5 separate regions of the Homo sapiens genome follow, and all the other regions are linked to region 4. Evidence: chromatin contacts called from ENCODE Hi-C data. All regions are on one chromosome and are shown on one strand. Each heading gives the region's core, a stretch centred on a gene start or an enhancer-like site at or near the end of the contact. The rest is flanking DNA. Distances are from core to core; before and after follow the strand shown. Region 1 holds the start of ORC3 (origin recognition complex subunit 3). Region 2 holds the start of LYRM2 (LYR motif containing 2). Region 3 holds the start of SLC17A5 (solute carrier family 17 member 5). Region 4 holds the start of IBTK (inhibitor of Bruton tyrosine kinase). Region 5 holds the start of AKIRIN2 (akirin 2).

Evidence for each region. Hi-C counts contacts between places; a loop is a spot of excess contacts on that map. Pooled maps may share reads with other maps.
Region 1: a pooled map shows a loop between it and region 4 (15-fold over the local background). The contact joins the promoter of ORC3 here to the promoter of IBTK in region 4. A Hi-C loop is called at or near these places in 5 of 50 pooled maps.
Region 2: a loop to region 4 is called in a pooled map, with 10 times the contacts of the local background. The contact joins the promoter of LYRM2 here to the promoter of IBTK in region 4. A Hi-C loop is called at or near these places in 4 of 50 pooled maps.
Region 3: a loop to region 4 is called in a pooled map, with 6 times the contacts of the local background. The contact joins the promoter of SLC17A5 here to the promoter of IBTK in region 4. A Hi-C loop is called at or near these places in 3 of 50 pooled maps.
Region 5: a pooled map shows a loop between it and region 4 (20-fold over the local background). The contact joins the promoter of AKIRIN2 here to the promoter of IBTK in region 4. A Hi-C loop is called at or near these places in 8 of 50 pooled maps.

What each region holds. Positions count from the first base shown.
Region 1 is chr6:87,588,768-87,592,577 of GRCh38, forward strand. It overlaps ORC3 (origin recognition complex subunit 3), which reads left to right and starts at 1,368. Exons shown (of 20, transcript NM_012381.4): 1 at 1,368-1,425. The coding sequence starts at 1,402. It overlaps RARS2 (arginyl-tRNA synthetase 2, mitochondrial), which reads right to left and starts at 1,220. Exons shown (of 20, transcript NM_020320.5): 1 at 1,155-1,220. The coding sequence starts at 1,190. RefSeq lists enhancers at 350-1,311, 1,075-1,304, 2,685-3,185, 3,186-3,686.
Region 2 is chr6:89,636,667-89,640,474 of GRCh38, forward strand. It overlaps LYRM2 (LYR motif containing 2), which reads right to left and starts at 2,081. Exons shown (of 3, transcript NM_020466.5): 1 at 2,006-2,081; 2 at 1,076-1,216; 3 at 1-687. The coding sequence starts at 2,050. The coding sequence ends at 607. MDN1-AS1 (MDN1 antisense RNA 1) reads left to right here and starts at 1,866. Exons shown (of 4, transcript NR_111915.1): 1 at 1,866-1,970. RefSeq lists enhancers at 829-2,028, 1,381-1,610, 1,831-1,880.
Region 3 is chr6:73,652,200-73,655,738 of GRCh38, forward strand. It overlaps SLC17A5 (solute carrier family 17 member 5), which reads right to left and starts at 1,793. Exons shown (of 11, transcript NM_012434.5): 1 at 1,594-1,793. The coding sequence starts at 1,687. RefSeq lists a silencer at 1,239-1,908 and an enhancer at 2,908-2,997.
Region 4 is chr6:82,245,432-82,248,993 of GRCh38, forward strand. It overlaps IBTK (inhibitor of Bruton tyrosine kinase), which reads right to left and starts at 2,313. Exons shown (of 29, transcript NM_015525.4): 1 at 2,131-2,313. RefSeq lists a silencer at 1,946-2,115.
Region 5 is chr6:87,700,519-87,704,027 of GRCh38, forward strand. AKIRIN2 (akirin 2) reads right to left here and starts at 1,715. Exons shown (of 5, transcript NM_018064.4): 1 at 932-1,715. The coding sequence starts at 1,166. RefSeq lists silencers at 887-1,096, 1,277-1,446 and enhancers at 1,607-1,666, 1,977-2,286.

The DNA.
Region 1 (3,810 bases), core at 118-2,617, 5.3 Mb after region 4:
TCAGAGTCCAACCCTAATCAAGCCATCTTCCTCCAACACCCTCCTACCCTCTCCCTCTGAAAGACCAGCCTTAAGCCATACCCATCAGTAAAATCTGACCTTGCTTTCCCAGTTTAATACACTACCAAAGCTCTCAGTGGTGTTCTTCCTTATCCCAGTGAGCAATAAATTCAGCTGTCTTAACAAAATGTCATGTTGGTGATATTTGGCGAATTATCACCGGACAGGGCAGTACATCTATAAACATAAAGACAAGGCAGAGGGATTTCCCCACAAATGTCTAGAAATACTGTAAAAATGAGCCAAGATAAATTATACACCAGGCTAATTACGTCCACTAGTACATCCATTAATCAGAAGGAAATGGGTTAGCCAAGACCACAATAGAAAGTTTCCTTGCAAGGGTGGCCAATGAGTCTTAAAAATTCTTTTTGATTAATTCCACATTTATACTGCAATTTTGCCCAGCGCGGTGGCTCAGGCCTGTAATCCCGGCTCTTAGGGAAGCAGAGGAGGGAGGACAGCTTGAGCCCAGGAGTTTGAGGCCTGCCTGGGCAATACGGCGAGACCCCGTTCTCCACAAAAAGGAAAAACAAAACAAAGCAATTATATTGCAATTTTGTAAGCCCTTCCTCACAACAGAGCTGTTCAAATACGACCCTGAACCAAGAAAAACTGAGTCTCAGATAGCTCTTATATCTTTGGGCGTTACCAAAAACAATTCTAGGGTAGGCTGCCTAAGTGACTGCAAGAGAAATAAGCAGCTTTAAAATGAGGTCCTTCTGAAGAACAATCCAGATCCATCATCAATGTCACTAAAGTGTAAAGAACACTAACTTCTATGGGGTCTAATCATGGTCTAATGACTTGCCGCCACCCAGGTAAAGCATTCATAGCTGTGGGGTGGGAAGGAGAGAAGAAAGCACCAGGTACCTTTCAAAGTTTACTTTTCACCGAGACAAACTGATCCCAGCCGACGCTCCACAGGACTTCTGAAGCTCCACCAGCTCCAGAGAAGGGGGAGGAGGTGGTAGAAACTAACAGGATTCCGTGGGACCCACCCTCCAGCTGACTGAGGACTGGCCCGCAGCGGTGAAAGGCCTTTGGGGTCCCTAGCTCCTCAGGGACTCCTCTGCGCGCTCCGGGATCCATACCTGGCAAGCAATAGCGCGGCGAAAGCCGCACGCCATGTCCACCTCTACGGAAGTGCGCCGCAGTCCGCCAGTTCCGGCCTCGCCCCACCTCCTTATACGACCCGCCTCCCCGCGCCGGAAACCCGCCCCGGAGGGTGATGCCAGCCAATCAAGGAGCCGTGTGGCTCGCCACTAACCTCTGCCCTGCAGCCGCGAGGGCGCGCGGGAAATCCCGAGTGCATCTGGAATACGCAGAGTCAGTAAGACCATGGCTACGTCCTCGATGTCTAAGGTATGTGGTGGCCGATGCGCACTGTGGCTCTACCGCTGCCTCATTCCCCTTTGAAGAAGGGATGAAGCCGAGGTTACGTAGGCATCCCTTCCCTGGCTGGAGAGGAGGGAGGGAGCGGCGTACTGAGCTGAGGCGTCCTTGCTCCAGATCAGTTGAGGCCAACTTTGCTTGGGGAGCGAGGACGCGGATCTGCCTTGTGGTATGGCTAGGAGGATTTTTAAGTTCTGGTTGGTGGAGGTCGGATGTCCTGATGATGTGGCCCAGTCTCTCATTTTTCCATCTCACAAATACTGTGCGCCAAGCACTCCGTTAGGTACCAAGATGCAGTGGTAAACAAAACAGATTCAGTTTCTGCAGTCAAGAAAGTCGGTAAACATAGATAAACTGACGATCACAAATTTTAAGTGTTAGCAAGGAAAAGAGTTCTAGGCAGACAACAGAAGAGTGGGAAGAACCTAATATAGGTTGTCGGGGGTTAGCGGAGGCTTTTTGGAGAAAGTGACCCTTTCGCTGAGACCTGAAAAATGAGTAGAAGTTAGGTTAAGGATTAGGGCGAGGAGGGCAGAGAGAACAGCATGTTTCTTCGGCCCAGAAGATAGAAATAAAATGGCATATTAGAGGAATTTAAAAATCATAATCAGAAAGTAGACAAAGAGTGGGAGCGTCATGAAAAATGAGAATGAAAAAGTAATGTGGATGCGGGTGTGTGTGGTGGGATATCTTATAGACCTCCTCATGTTGGCTACCTAGATGGCAAGAAATTGCAAGACATAGTGTAGTTGGTAAGAAGATAAGCCCTAGAGCTGTATTGTCCAATGTGTTAGTCACTCACCACATGTGGCTATTTAAATTTGAGTTAAAATAAAGTAAGATTAAATAAAAATTCAGTTTCTCCGTTGCACTAACCACATTTCAAGTGCTCAATCATCACATGTGGCTGCAGCTACCATTTTAGATAGTGCAGATATAGGACATTTCTATCATTACAGAAAGTTCTGTTGGACAGCGCTGTTCTGGACCACAAAAAGTAAGACCTTGAGTTCTATTGTAAGTGCAGCGGGAAGCCCCTGAAGTTAAGCTGTCTGAGAAAGCTGAAAAATGCACATGAAGAAGCTACATTCTCCCTATGTTAAAACAATGGATTGATGAAGAAGGCTATGTCATGGATCTGATTTTTTATTTTGATTAAAACGGTTTATGAGAAGCAGTGCTTTTAAAGACTACATCTCAAGGAAAAAGGACAAGCCCTGGGGTTTAAGGTTATGCTAGTAGAGATTCAAAGGTAGTATTTTTATTAGAAATGGTACTGGTTTTATTTTGTCCTGGTTATAATGTTCTGTAGGTTTTGAATGGTCTATCCCTTAATCCTGTTGATTGCATAAGCACCTCTTATTTTTATGTATCTTGCAGAAAGTAAGATTTTTCAGGAAAGCATTTTTGGTATTATAACAAATGTCTGTATTGGGATGAGACCTTACATGAATAAGAAGCTTTAAGAACTATTTCATGAATTTATGGAACTGCAAGCTTTTTTTCTTTTTCTTTTCTTTTTTTTCTTGAGACAGAGTCTTGCTCTGTTACCAGGCTGGAGTGCAGTGGCGCGATCTCGGCTCACTGCAACCTCCACCTCCCCGATTCAAGCTATTCTCCCACCTCAGCCTCCCGGGCAGTTGGGATTACAGACATGCCCCACTACACCCAGCTAATTTTGTATTTTTAGAAGAGACAGGGTTTCACCATGTTGGCCAGGCGGGTCTCGAACTCCTGACCTCGAGTGATCCGCCAGCCTCGGCCTCCCAAAGTGCTAGGATTACAGGCGTGAGCCACCACGCCCGGTCCTTAAACATATCAAAACATTTTAGTGTCTCTTTCATCGTGAAATTTTCTGGCTGTTGGCCTTCCTCTATCTCAAACACCATCACTTGACCAGCAGTTCCAAATGGTTAACCATGTTACTACCACTGCCCTATATTAAGATCCTTTCTGATCACTCCTCATGTCTTGCTCCTTTGAAGCTCCTTTTTCCTTTACTGAATTGCAGGTGGATTTGGAAAGGAGGTAATGACAGGTTTGTCATGGTATCACATGATTTTTCTAAATATGTATGTGATTTCGCACACTTCTGCTAGTTGCAGATATAAGAATATAAGGCACAGGGCTGTGTGCAGTGGCTCATGCCTGTAATCCCAACACTTTGGGAGGCCGAGGTGGGTGGATCATCTGAGGTCAGGAGTTCGAGACCAACCTGACCAACATGGTGAAACCACATCTGTACTAAAATACAAAATTAGCCTGGCATGTTGGTGGGCGCCTGTAATCCCAGCCTCTCAGGAGGCTGAGGCAGGAGAATCGCCTGAACCCGGGAGGTAGAGGTTACAGTGAGCC
Region 2 (3,808 bases), core at 831-3,330, 7.4 Mb after region 4:
GAATCTCAGGGTTGTTTTTTTTTTTTTTTTTTAGAGACTGTCTCACTCTGTCACCCAGGCTGAAGTGCAGTGGCACGACCTCAGCTCACTGCAACCTCCACTTCCTGGGTTCAAGTGATTCTCCTGCCTCAGCCTCCCAAGTAGCTGGGACTACAGGCAATGCACCACCACACCAAGCTAATTTTTGTATTTTTAGTAGAGATGAGGTTTCACCATGCTGGCCAGGCTGGTCTTGAACTCCTGACCTCAAGTGATCCACCTACCACAGCCTCCTAAAGTACTGGGATTACAAGCATGAGCCACTACACCCGACCTCATAGTAGTTTTGATTTACACTTCCCTAATGATTGTGTCCAGCATCTACTGGCCATTTGTTAGTGGTTTTTTTCTTCTTTTAAGAACTGCTGAGACATCCATAAACATTTTCAAAATGCAGGGTATGTTTTTCAGTGTTAAGGCAACTGTTCTGATGTGTTTTTCCTTTGCTCTCTATCACCAAATACTGTACATATAAATAGTAAGACTGGGCTTTGTGTTGTCCATTGTTAATCCTAAATGCAACAAAACACATGGAGACTTTGAAAATCCTTCAGAATAATGCTATAGTTAAGATTTTGCTAAAGCAAGTGTTTTTTCTAACTCCTTGAGCTGCATATTGCCTTGAGTAATCATCATCCGGATTGTATCCTGTAGAATAAAGTGAAATCTGGTTATAGTTTTACCTGGTTAAACAAGGTATAGCTATACCATTTTATCTGTTAAAATCAAGAACCAATACTACCTATTGGAACTGCTGCCTTTTAGAAAAGCTAAAAGAGTTCCACATACATACATATAAAATGTACAACATAAAAGTCAAGTGATGATGCTGAAGAGTGTAGATACTCTTTTATCTACATATTTTAAAATACTAAATTTTAAAATAATAATTTAAAATCGGTAACATTACAAGCAATGATCAAGATATACCAGCTCAGTGGCACTATATTCCAAGATGTCTGCTAAACTTAAAAAAAAAAATTCACTGATCAATAAAAAGGGTTAGGATCTGTCCTCACCATGATTTTGTTCTCACCTCTTCGGTGGCACTTTTGTTTCTTCTGAATTCTTCTCTTGCCCAATCTTTCAGGTATTTGCGATCAGAATCATTTGGAACTTGCCGAATTGTTTGCAAAATCCTTCTGTAGAGGAGAAGAACTTGTTGCCTTCTTACGAACTGTAAAAGGGAGGAGTAAATAGCAATTACTACTGCACAATCGCCAGCCTGGAAAGTTCTACTTCAGCAAACCAAGCTGTAACCAGAGTACTTCTCGTTGGTCAATTTTGAAAAAGGCAAAGAAAAACTTTTTTTTTTCTTTTTTTGGCCAGATGCAGTGGCTCAGGCCTGTAATCCCAGCACTTTGGGAGGCCAAGATGGGAGGATCACTTGAGCCCAGGAGGTCTAAGCTGAGGTAAGCCTTCATTGCGCTACTGCACTCAGCCTGGGCGAGAGTGAGGCCCTGTCTCAAAAAGATGTTTTAAAGAAAGCATCACGAGGTTCATCTGATCTTTTTGCTTACTGCTCTGTCAAACCTAAGAACCATTAAAAAATCAGGAGCTGCCTACCGGGCTGAAAAGGGCTGCCGGTCTCCTAGAAGTTGTTATTACAACGACAGCACTTTTTCTAAATTAACAGTTGTTCAAATCTTTGGTAATCTCATTTGCTGTTTGCCACAGCTCAGTGCAATAGACTTTTACCGTGGGCACTGGGCAGCTGAGGCACCGGGACTCAGGGAAATCAAGCGCCTGACGCTGTCTCACGCGATCGCACCAAACCAAGGAAGCAGCCAGTGCCTCCCGTCAGGCCCCGCGGAGCGAAGCACCGCCCCGCAGGCATCGGGCCAATCTCAGAGGGCGCGCACGCCGCATCAGGACCCCGGAACCCGCCCCGTTGGGGATAGGGACAGATGGAGAATCCAGCTCAGACCCAGGTAAGCTGCTTTGGAAGGCAGAGAACCGCCGGTACCTGCTTTAACGTTAGCGTCGCTGGGGGTAAGCGGGAAGCAGCCATGTCCACCAGAGGTCCGCCGGAGCCTCAGCGCGCAGGAGCGGAAGTGGGGTTCGACCAAGGGGTGTGGCGAGCCCGGTTTCCTAGGAGACGGCCCGCGGGTTGCTCTCGGACTGAGAGCGCGAGGCTTCGGGACTGAGCCCTAGCTGCTGCGCTGGCCGAAGTTTTCTCGTCGGTAAAATAGGATAACAGTGCACCATAGGGTCGTTTTGATAAAGAAGAAAGGTAGGGCACTTAACACAGTTCCTGGTAAAGAGAGTTCAAATGAAAGTGAAGGAGGCCGGGCGCGGTGGCTCTCACCTGCAGTCCCAAGCACTCTGGGAGGCCTGTAAGGTGCCTGTAATCCCAGCTCCTCGGGATGCTGAGGCAGGAGAATCGCTTGAACCCGAGAAGTGAAGGTTGCAGTGATCCGAGATCGCACCACTGCACTCCATCCTGGGCGACAGAGCGAGACCCTGTCTCGAAAAAAAAGTTAAGGTTTTTTTGGGGGAAAGAGGTGAAAACGTATTTAAATGTTCTTTCGAGCCTTTAAAAATGTGTATAGTTGAAAATACTAAAATTGAAAGTGTTAATTTCTTTTACAGTTTGTGTTGGTTTTTTCTCTTTCTCGTTTTTGTCCTGTTCTTTTGTAGCGCAAAGGTTTTCCGGGAGCGGTGGCCTTCATGATCATTTGAAACAAAGCTTTGAATGGCTCACCCACTTCAGTCTTAAGCACTTTTCATCACTAATAACGAGGAGCCTAACATCCCTAAGCCTCAGGCTTTTGCTTTTATTTCCTTATAGTTGTTTTATCTTTCCCACAATACACATGCCTTTGGGTTAAATCACTAGAAGTGGAGTTAGCGAATCTTTGCCATATTAATTTTCCAAGTGGTGTTGTATCGAATTAAAATAGAACGAAAAATGTTCAATTACTAGTTTACTGGGGACTTGCTTGCCTCGCCTGTTAGCATCCTGGGGCTCCCTATTCCTAGCTGTGTTCTGGCTATTTCCCCTCTCCTGGCCTATTACCTCCCCTGTAAAGTGAAATATAGCATCTACCTCAGTTGTGTATCTCTAATGTACTGAGAACAGGTCCTGGCACATGTAAGAACTCTAATCATTAGCTCTTTTGAACTTTACCAGGCATTGTATGAATGATGCTAACTGCATGATCATATTATCAATAATATATGCCAAATTTTGTCTAATACATTAGCTGTAATAGTTAATTGCTAACTTTTTAAAAGGAGTGAAGTTAAATACCCCTCGCCATTTTTAGTTATACTGTTTTTGTGAATTGTTCATGACTTGGGTCCGTTTATGATGAGGACATTTATATGGGCTCTATATTTTTTGTCATTTCTTTATACATACAGAAACTTTATACAATCATGTATTTTTGTGCCTTTTGAGGCTTTTCATTTCCCATTCAGGCCTTTGTAATTCGTTTTTTAAAAACTTTAATTTTTAAAATATTTACTCCATCTAGAATTTACTTTGGTTTACAGCATCACGTGGATCTAAGTTCTTTTCTAGATGTTAAGCTGTATCAATACCATTGATTACATAACTCATTCCTTTTTCGGGGCTTTATGATGGATGCCTTTTTGACTGTATGATAAATTCTTTTAGGGTCTGAGTAATCTGTCCAGAATTGTTTCATTTAGGGTTAAGTTTTTACTTTTTGTTTTATATGTTTTTATTATCTGGCAGGACTCTAGTTTCTTGTAAAAAATCCATTAGTACTGTTCTCTATAATCTTTAGAAATGTTTTGTATC
Region 3 (3,539 bases), core at 543-3,042, 8.6 Mb before region 4:
CAGGAAGGACAGGGCCAGTACCATAAGATCCATACACTCAACACATGAATCAAGTAGGGATTGTTTTTAAAAGGGATGCTATAAGCTACTTTTTTAAAAATCAACTTTATTGAAGTATAATTTACGTGATAAATGTATACATTTGTCCATCTCAATCTTTATTGAGATGTATAACTTTTCTATCCACATCTCTGCTAACATTTGGTATTATCAGCCTTTTGGATTTTAGCTATTCTAGTGGGTGTATAGTGCCTCGTTGTAATTTTAATCTGCATTTTCCTGAGAATAATGTTTAACATTTGTGCTAAATTTTGATTATACATATACATATTTTTCAATTGTAACAATGTAATAATCTCTGGCAAATATCTTTATTATAACTTTTATTTCTGTATTTCTATATTATTTTATGAGGAATATTATACAATTTGAACACTACAAGCCACAGAAAATGATCAGTTTATGGAACTAAGTCCGACTTCCAGGTAAAACGTAACTATGGTATGGTATTTACAGTTTGTGTTGACTAAAATAAGCTCCCGGCTGCCAGATGGAGCTATAAGGTTGCCACCTCTACTGCCACCATCTGGTAACATTAAAAACAAATAAAAATATAGAAACTATACAATTCTGGGTTAGCCAAAGTCAAATTTCCAACACAACTCTTTCTCACGCACAGATCTTTGAAACTATAGAATGCATTCAAACTGATTTGTTCTTTAGTTTTCGTTACTTTTAAATAAACTATATTACAAAAGTGTCAAATAGCAAAATATTTTAATTTTCTCAAATTCAGGGAAGATGCTTTATGACGTACCTGCTTTTCGATTTGTTCCAAGACCTTTGGCAAATTACTTTAGAACTCCATAGGTATCTTGAGGATAACTGAACCTTTTCCTAACTTAAATCATAGACTGCCAGACGGAAAAAAAATGTCCTCGATGTTTTTAGTCTCTTACTGCACAATGTCAAGATATCAGCTGGGTTATACAATAGTTGCCCTCTGCATACTCACAAATGTTAACTCCAGTCCTTTTTTGTCTTCCCTCCCCGCCTAAGAAGCTACCAGGTCACATGCTGGCGGATACGCAGTGGCGGAAACCTAGCGGTGACAGGGAAGGACAGCCCTCTGCCTACTGATCTGCAGGTTTCTCCTCCAGTTTGCTCTTACACCGGGGTCCTCCGCTCGGACCTTAGCCCATTCATTTGATGATTCTCTCCCAGTTCGTTCTTCCACTGGGTCCCTTGCTCAGCACTACCCAAAATAACCACCAGCTCAGCGCCGGCTGCACCGCCGCTCCCCCGCCCCCGCCCCCGCCCCCGCCCCCGCCCGGTGGGGCTGCACCTGCCGAGGCCCCGGCTCGGCTCCGCGATCACGGTCGCGGCCCCCGGGGTTCCCGAGGGGCTTCTGCGCACCGAGGCAGGCGGGACTGAGCGGCACTCTGAACGGGCTCCCCTCTTAATGTCCCCTCGCGCCTGAGCAGCTCCGGTCCCGCCGGCGCAGGGTGCGGGTACCCGGGCCATGCCGGCCCAGAGACCGCCGCCCCCGGTACCGCTGCCCACTCGAAGCCCCTGGACGACCCCGCCGCTTACCGGCTTCGGCCCGTGGGGCGCCCGGTAGAAGAGGCGTGCGGTCCGTGCTCTCCTCGCCATCGTTCCGGGCCAGGTCTCGAACCGGAGACCTCATGACGCCTACGTGAGCAGGTGTACTCGCCACCTGGCAGAGAAGGGAGCGCCGGCCCGACAGCCCGAAGCCCCCGGGCCGAGCTGGCTGGACCGGGCGGGGCGGGGGCGATGACACCGCCCCGCGGCCACGTCTAGTCCCCGCGGTCCCGCCCAGAGGCGGCCGCGCCGACTCCGCCCCCGCCGCCATCTTAGGTGTGGGCAACTCTGGCTTGGGTTGGACTAGGGAAGCGGAGTTCTGGGAGTTCTCGTAGGATTGGCGCAAAGTGAGCCCGCTCCGCCCGCCGGTCTACGCATGCCGGGGAGCCGGTGTTCGGACGACCGTCTCCCGCTCCTGCACCCCCTTGTAAAGTGCAGGGGCCACCCTGCCCGCAGCGAGGATGAGTGGGGGCTTGCGGGCGGGCAGTGGGGACTTGAATTGCACATAATTAAGGGGAGGGCTTCGACCGAACTAGGGAAGTGGGTGGTGTGCATTTCACAACTTGACATTCGCTTGTTAGCGGTCAGTTGCCATACTGTTAGCAACCTTTGTACGATCTACCTCGTGACTGTGGCGGCATATTTACCTCGTGACTGTGGCGGCATATTGTCCCTAAAATAGCTTTTTTTTTTTTTTTTTTTTCTCCCAGGCAGGGTCTTGCTCTGTTGCCCAAGCTGGAATGCAGTGGCGCAATCGCAGCTCACTGCAACCTCCAACTCCTGGACTCAAGCGATTCTCTTCAGCTCCCCCAAGTAGCTGGGACTACAGGAGCATGCCACCACATCTGGCTAATTTTGTTTCTACTTTTTATTTTTGTAGAGGCTTGGTCTTATTATATTGCCCAAGCTGGTTTCGAACTCCTGGGCTCAAGCAATCCTCCTCGGCCTCCCAAAGTGCTGGGATTACAGGCGTGAGCCACTGCTCCTGGTCCTAAAATAGCTTTTAGGCGGAAAAACAGCAATGGAAATTTGTTGAGTCCTATGATGTTGCTGGTTTTATAGGTAAAAGTAATCAACATAGGTAGTTTCATATGGTTCGACCTATGGAATCCTCTGATGTATGTGTGCATGCTTTATCTCCACGATAGAATTTGGATAGATTGTGCTAGCATTTGCGGACTCTGAAAGTGAAACTAGGAAAACCCAGCTTGCCTTGGCAGGGCAGATCTGGATCCGCCAATAAAGGCTGTCTCTGTGGAGGTAGAAAATAAGATGTAGATGCTCTCGGAGAGTTTGGTGTAGACAGGGAAGACCCACAAGCCACTAATTCAGTAAACCAGGTTAGAAGCTTAGTGAGGTTCACGTGAGAACAAAGGGGAGGGTCCTTTACCTAGAAGGGAGGGCGAGGATTTCTGTAGGCATCCCTACCTCCAGATCAGTAAATGCTAGAAAAGTTCTCAAGTTAAAGCAGCAAATCAAGCCTTGTTTCTGAGTTACTGAATTACCATGTAGATTTTTACACTCTCTAAGGGTTGTAGAAAAATGCAATTTTCAAACTGGATTATGCAGAGTCACCTGGCAAATCCTTTTAAAATGTAGATTCAGATTCAGCAGATCTGGTGTGATGGTTAATTTTATGTGTTAACTTGCTGGTTGTCTTTGGATGAGGTTAACACTAAAATCATTGAACTCTGGGTAAAGATGGCTGCCTTCCATAATCTGGGTGGGCTTCCTTCAATCAGTTGAAGGCCTATCTAGAATAAAAAATCCGACTCCCCCACTTCTCTTGCCCAAGCAAGGGAGACTTCTCCAGCAGAGTGTCCTCAGACTTCATCTGCACCACAGGTCCTCCTGGGTCTCCAGGCATGTGCACCATCATCTGTTTTGGGTCGAGTTGGCCAGCCTATATTGTGAAAGCCAAAACTTTATTACCCAAA
Region 4 (3,562 bases), core at 1,063-3,562:
CTGTAGTCCCAACTACTCTGGAGGCTGAGGTGGGAGGATCACTTAAAACTGGTCAGTCAAGGCTGCAGAGAGCCAAGATCATGCAACTGCACTCCAGCCTGAGCGACTGAGCGAGACTCCTTCTAAAAAAAAAAAGAGTACCATATGTGTTGGCCTGATAAATTCTGGGTGAGAGCACATTTGAAGCAGAAGGGATAGTAAATATAAAAGAACTAGAATCATCTTGGTCCATTCCAAAATTTCTAAATAATTCAGAAGACAGAAAGAAGTGAGGCCTAACATACACACAAGGATAGACAGGATTTTGAACAGCCTTATGTGCCTTTTCTTAGAGATTTAAAAAAAAAAGGGCAGGCAATCCAAAGACATACTTAGGATCTTGAATTGACAAGATGTGGTGGTAATTCCCAGGTTTCTGGCTTGGAGAACAGATAGGGAAACTAGAAAGAAGAGTAAGGGGTCAATACTTTGGAAGTGAGTAAAGCAAAACAAAATTAAACAACGGAAAAAACACACAAAAATTATAGGTGAAATTTTGTTTTATACATTATACACAGTGCTCTACATAAATATAATCCTTATTATTGCCCCTGTAAATATGATCACTTTCATTTTCTGATGAGGAGATTCATGTGAAAGTTTAAAAAGCCTACCTAAAATAATACCGACAGAAAAGTGCTCTTGATCCCACCTATTCTATGCTACCAAACTGCTCTCCCAAAAGGCAGTTAGAAAAATTTCAATGCAAGTAGTATAGTGTAGTAGAAAAAAGTACCATGGAATTCAATTCAAAATAATTGAATTCAAAAGCAGTTTGGTAGGGCAGCTGGAGACTCAAGCGATTCTGCCTCAGCCTCCCGAGTAGCTGGGATTACAGGCACACATCACCATGCCTGGCTGATTTTTTTGTATTTTTGGTAGAGACGGGGTTTCACCAAGTTGGCCTCGAACTCCTGACCTCAAGTGATCCGCCCACCTTGGCCTCCCAGACTGCTGGGATTACAGGCATCTTTTTTTTTTTTTTTTTTTTTGAGATGGTGCCACACTCAGTCGCCCAGGATGGAGTGCAGCGGCGCGATCTCGGCTCACTGCAACCTCCACCTCCCGGGTTCAAGCAATTCTCAGCCTCCCCAGTAGCTGGGATTACAGGCGTGAGCCACCGCGCCCGGCCTAAAAAATTTCTTGAAGTAAACTCTGGTTTGACTAAAGCTTCTGCAAATATTTGCAAATGTAATTATTTTTAGAAACCAGTTTTGTCCTCATCTACCTTGCCTCAATTTCTAAAACAAATAAAAGTTAAGGAATTCAAAATACAAAAAGAGAAATGATCAAGAGGGGGCTGGCAAGCCTGTGAATTTACACCACTTTATGGGCACTGAAACACTACTACTCATAAAAGTCATATCCTTTCAGTATTTCTGATAAATTTCAAATGGCCTACTTCGAGGCATAAGTTAAAAGGTGCTACATGAATCTCTGGCTAACACAGTCAAGTTTTATGAACTACGTTGGAAAACAGGAGTCAAGGACGGCCTATGTTACCTAATTCGCAGCTGAACTAAAACTCTTTGAGCCAGACAGCTCTGCCTGTTACAAAAACAAAGGGCCTGTCTTCTCTGTCTCTCTCAACCCTCCACCCTCCAAAAAGAATCAGTTCCTTTTTACATAGCAATCAATGTCCACTTATCAGATTTCACGACCTGCTTCCCCAGAGTCAGTATCCCCAGGGTGGACTCAAACTTGTGACTCCAGGAAGGGGATAAGGAACATGAGCGCCCACAGGAATGGCTTCAAATCCAAGACTCGAAGGAAAGTGACACTACATAACTATCACAACTAGGAATGCAATGTCGCTGGAGGGCGTGTCCAGCAGGACGGGAGCGTAGCGCATCGCCGGGACAGGCCATTCATTAGCTGAGGGGGGCGGTAGGGACCCTGGCCACTCGGCCCTCTCCGCGCCGCCTCGCGCGAAGCCCGGCAGCCTCGGGGCCACAGAGTCCCCTCCCCACGGTCCCCCCGCGCCGCCGTCCGCAGCCACCCGCACCCTCCAGAAGGCGAATACTCTCCCCCTGCCCCCGGGCTGAAGGGAAGCCGCACCGCACGGTCGGGCAGCGCCAAGCCCTCCCTCACCAGTCGCTAGATGAAACTGCGCCGGTGGATTCCGCAGGGTCCACATAGAGCCACAAAGGGACTCATCCTCAGTGAAGGCAATAAGAGAAACCGAACGGCGCCAGAGGGGCCAGTCCCCAGACCCGGGTCAGTTCGGCAGGCGGCTGCAATACAGCCGCTACTACAGGAATCGGGAACGGGGATGTAGAGGAAGGGCCCGAGCGGGCGGTTCCCAGTAATAAGGCGGGCGCTGGTTGGCTGGGGCTCCTGTATGTCTCTTGATGATTGGCTGGTGCCTGCCCAGAAGGTTTCGCGTGGCAGCACCTCTGCCATGGCCTTTTCCCTGGCGCCCCAAAGGAACTTGACCTCGCCGGCCTTGGGGCCGCTGACTCAGGCCAGGGGCGGGGAAAAGAAAAAGGCCGCAGCGGGGAACTCTAGGCCAACAACGGTGATGGGAGTGTCCCTTTCAGGCCAGCCATCTCGTAGTTAGAAACGTCTCTCTAGGTAGCTGGAGACTCGCGGGGGAGGCTAAACCCGAGTGGAGAAGGAGACCTGGCAGGATGCCTTGGACACCCGGTCGCTACGCAGCAGAAGCCAAGTGCATAGGCGTCCTGCACAGAAGAGTTTCCTCCCATGGCCTTAGCAGTGGGGTTACTGCAAAGCCAAAGGTGTAGTCTCCGTAAACCCAGCCTCACCCCTCTCTGGATCTCCATACACCCGGATTATCTGGCAGTCACTCCCTTGGTCAGAAGGCGTCACTGCCCTCTTAGATCACCACCGTAGGACTAGCTGCCGACCCGGGTCACGCCACTCACTGCCTGACACCAGGCTTACACTAGGCTTTTTCCACTTGAACTCTGAATCTAAAGGCCATTTAGAAAGTGGTCAAGTGAAAAATGCTAGGAGGGACAGTAGCCAATAATCAATACTAGGTTACTGAATGGGAAACACACTGCTGCTGAATGCCTAATACGGTAAGCACTCAGTAAATGATTGTTCAAGGAGGTGTAGTGTGACTCAAAACAAACGACACTAAGAATCATGAGTTGGCTGTACAGCTCTGCCACGTTGAGTTTTACAAGCCACTGAGTCGACCTCATCTAATCTCTAAAAGAAAGGAGTTGCGCATGTCTTAATGCCCACTGAGCTCTGCTTGCTCTCTTTTGAAGCCTTTTTTGTGGGAGGGTAGGTTACTAGCCCAAAGCCACACAGCTGCTTAGCGAAAGAGAAAGGGAGACTAGGACCCAGCCCTCCTACTGCCCTTCCCAGCACATAATTGTTTCTTTGCTCTTTATTCTTAATGTCCTTCTACAAAACAAAAACCAGTTTGTAATGTCAAAATTGAGTGGTTTTGAAAATAAGCTTAAGTTGGCCGGGCGCGGTGGCTCACGCCTGTAATCCCAGCAATGTGGGAGGCCGAGGCGGGCGGATCACGAGGTCAGGAGATCGAGAC
Region 5 (3,509 bases), core at 465-2,964, 5.5 Mb after region 4:
TACAGAAAAAACTGGGCATACACATGCCCTACAAAGCAGCCAAAAGACATTCCCCAGTCTCTCTCAGGAAATGTTTCAAGATGAAAAGCAAAAGTCTGAAGTCCCTTGGAATCTTGGGTTGATTTCTTCATTATTCTCAAGGCTAGGTTGTTTTCCCCCAGCATACTTTGTTGGGCAAAAATAAAACATTTCCAAATAAAAGCAACTCCTCAGCCCCAATTTTCAATGCAATATGCTTATTAAAAGTTCAACATTTCTCAAGGTCTAGACTTATAGTGTGATCATATTACAGTACTCGGGAAGAGCATTTTCTTTGTTGTTGACCCTGCTAGGGAAACAGGTCTTGACTCAGCCAAAGTGGCGTTCTTGTGGGTGATTAATGACAGGCCTAGATCTCGCCCTAGTGACATCCATCCCCCACCCCCCACCCCCACTATACTAAAATCAGCCGTGTCTGAACTGAAGGAGGGGCTGTAGCCTCGCCTCAAACCACCCAGTCCCAGAGTTAATAGCTGCAACCAATCGATTACGGCAAGCACACATCCAGATTGGGGTGAAATGTGACCCTTTCGCCTAAATTTACGAATAATATCGTCCTCTCTGATCATTTCCGCTGGGGCTCCAGCGACTACGGAAACAATTCCAATCATTCGGCCCAAAGAAAAAGATGTCCCTGTTCTACCCAATACGGGCAAGGCAAAGCCCCTACCCACCTCCAAACACTATCCCCTTGACATCAGCCCATTTCTATTGTGTCTTATTAGGTCCTCGGGCTACGAGGACCTAGTGAAAAACGTGGCTGCCCTACTACTTTGCTAAGAACAAGAACCACACAGTCCGGCACCCCCACCCCAGGGGCCGCATCCCACACCCCAGGACCCCTGTTCCCAGTTCTCTCCACTACCCCGGCGGCCGCGGGGCCGGGTCCCACCTGTGGTGAGGCGGGAGGAGACGTCGCCGAAGGGGGATGGCTCCATTCGGAGATACTTCTGCGGCGAGGCGGCCGCAGCGGAGAAGGAGGCGGCGGTGGCCGCGGCCGCCGACAACGGGGAGGCAGCGGCCGAGGTGGGCGCCGACAATGGCGCACATCGCCTGCGCTTCGGGGACGCCGGGCTCAACAGCGGGTCGAAATCCAGAGTCCTTTTCAGAGTGGCTCCGCACGCCATGGCCGGGGGCAGCTGAGGCGCCGGGCTCGGGTGGGGTCGGGGACGGGTGACGAAAGAAGAGGGTGAGGGAAGGGGTGAAGAGCGGGAACTCGAGGAGAGCCTACCCGACGGGCTCAGGAGCCAAGCGGGTCGCGGAGCGCCGGCTGTGGAAAGGAGAGCCGCTGCCGCCGCTGCCTCCGCGGCAGGGGCAGTGGCCAGGGACGGCCCGGGTGAGAGCGGGAGGGGCGGTGGCGGGCAGAAGCACACGCCAGTCGCGTCAGGGGGGTTCTTCCGCCTCCTCAGGCGCGGCTCCCCCGAGAGAGGCTCCGGCCGCCCCCGCCGTCCGCTCGAGCTTTGCGCCGCGCCTGAGGCGCTTCTGTGCTGAGACTAGATCCTTTCTGAAGTCGAAAACAGCACCGTGGGGTGTGAGGCTGGAACGCGGCTCCTAATACGCCCGAGTACGGTCAGTAGCTTGCGAGCGGCGATCGATGCAGAGAGATTGCGAGGTAGCTGCCGCAGCAGGAACCCAAGCGAACACGTCCAACCGCTTCCCCTCCCTCGTAGAACTCTCCCACCCGCCGCCGGCCCCAATATGGCGTCAATAACAACGCCGCCGATTCAAATCCGGCGGCCTCAGAGCGCTTGCGCACGGGGGCGGGCCAAACCGGGGATGCATTTTGGGAGTTGTAGTTTTTAGGTACCGGGAGGAATCGGCTTGAAAGGCGGGAAGGGAGGAGTCACAGAAACTACGACTTCCGTCATGCAAGGCGCGCGATTCCGAGTTCCGGGTTGGAATTTAAATCCCCCTACACAGCTTGAGTGTAAGAGGAACTAAGCAAAAGAGAAAAAAAGAGAAGGTTCTGAGACAGTGGGAGATGGGAAAGCGAACCCGTGGCAAAAGCAGGCTAAGCGACATAGAAATCTTTTAAGATTCTCCGTATAGTTGCTCCCACAGTGATTTCAGATCTGGGAAATATAATAAACCAATCTCTAGTCAAAGTTAGCTTAATTTCGGTAGCGACAGTACCCAAAACAAGACCTTTCACATGGAGAGGATAGGAGATAATGAGATTATGAAACCTATTTAGGACTGGCAGACAGAACAACAGTAATAGTATCAGGTTACAGGATCCTTGATTCAACTCGATGCTCTACCCTTCGGAGGTAGCTGCTTCATCCACTAATGAAATTCTGTAAAGCCAGCTTTGCTTCTGTAAATGAATAGGACTTGAACGACTTACAGAATCAAATTGTTTTGCGTTGGGTAAAAAGCAAGTGGTATCAGACATTGCATTACTTCTGTTGAATATTGGTGCATATATTGTGAACTTTGTTACAAAACTAATCAAAAGACAGTGAAATGTTTAGGTAATAGATATTGGATGGATCCATTTTGTAAGCGGAAGGGGAAAAAAGTGTTTCTAGAAGTTGTACTTTTAGTCACATACCTAAAATAAGAATCAAATACAGCGCTAATTTAGAAAGTGATCTGTGTAGCCGGGCATGGTGACTCACGCCTGTTATCCCAGCACTTTGGGAGGCCGAGGCAGGCGGATCTTCCTGAGGTCAGGAGTTCGAGACCAGCCTGGTCAAAATGGTGAAACCCCGTCTCTACTAAAAATACAAAATTAGCCGAGCGTGGTGGCGCGCGCCTGTAGTCGCAGCTACTCGGGAGGCTAAGACAGGAGAATCATTTGAACCCGGGAGGCGAAGGTTGCAGTGAGCCGAGATGTTGCCACTGCACTCCAGCCTGGGTGATAGAGCGAGTCTCTGTCTGAAAAAAATGAAAAGAAAAGAAAATGATGCCGGGCGCGGTGGCTAACGCCTGTAATCCCAGCACTGGGAGGCCGAGGCAGGCGGATCACGAGGTCAGGAGTTCGAGACCAGCCTGTTCAACATGGTGATACCCTGTCTCTACTAAAAATAAAAAAAATTAGCCGGGCGTGGTGGCGCACACCTATAGTCCCAGCTACTCAGGAGGCTGAGGCAGAAGAATCGCTTGAACCCGGGAGGCGGAGGTTGCAGTGAGCCAAGATCAAGCTACTGCACTCCAGCCTGGGTGACAGAGCTAGACTTCGTCTCAAAAAAAAAAAAAAAAAAAAAAAGTGATATATGTAGAAACTATCACCAGTGCAATATGAAACAATTTTGTGAATGCCAACTGTCAAATGATTATAAATACTGATTTCCAGTGCTCATGTATTCTTCTTTATTCAGTAACAGATGTTTTATAGCCATTTTGTCTATTATTTTTAAACCATATTTAGAAGTAGTTCAATATATTCTTTTTTATAGACAATTTTATAGAATTGTCCAGTGCTTCAGAGATCAGCAGTCCTGATCACACTGTGTCAACAAGTAAGC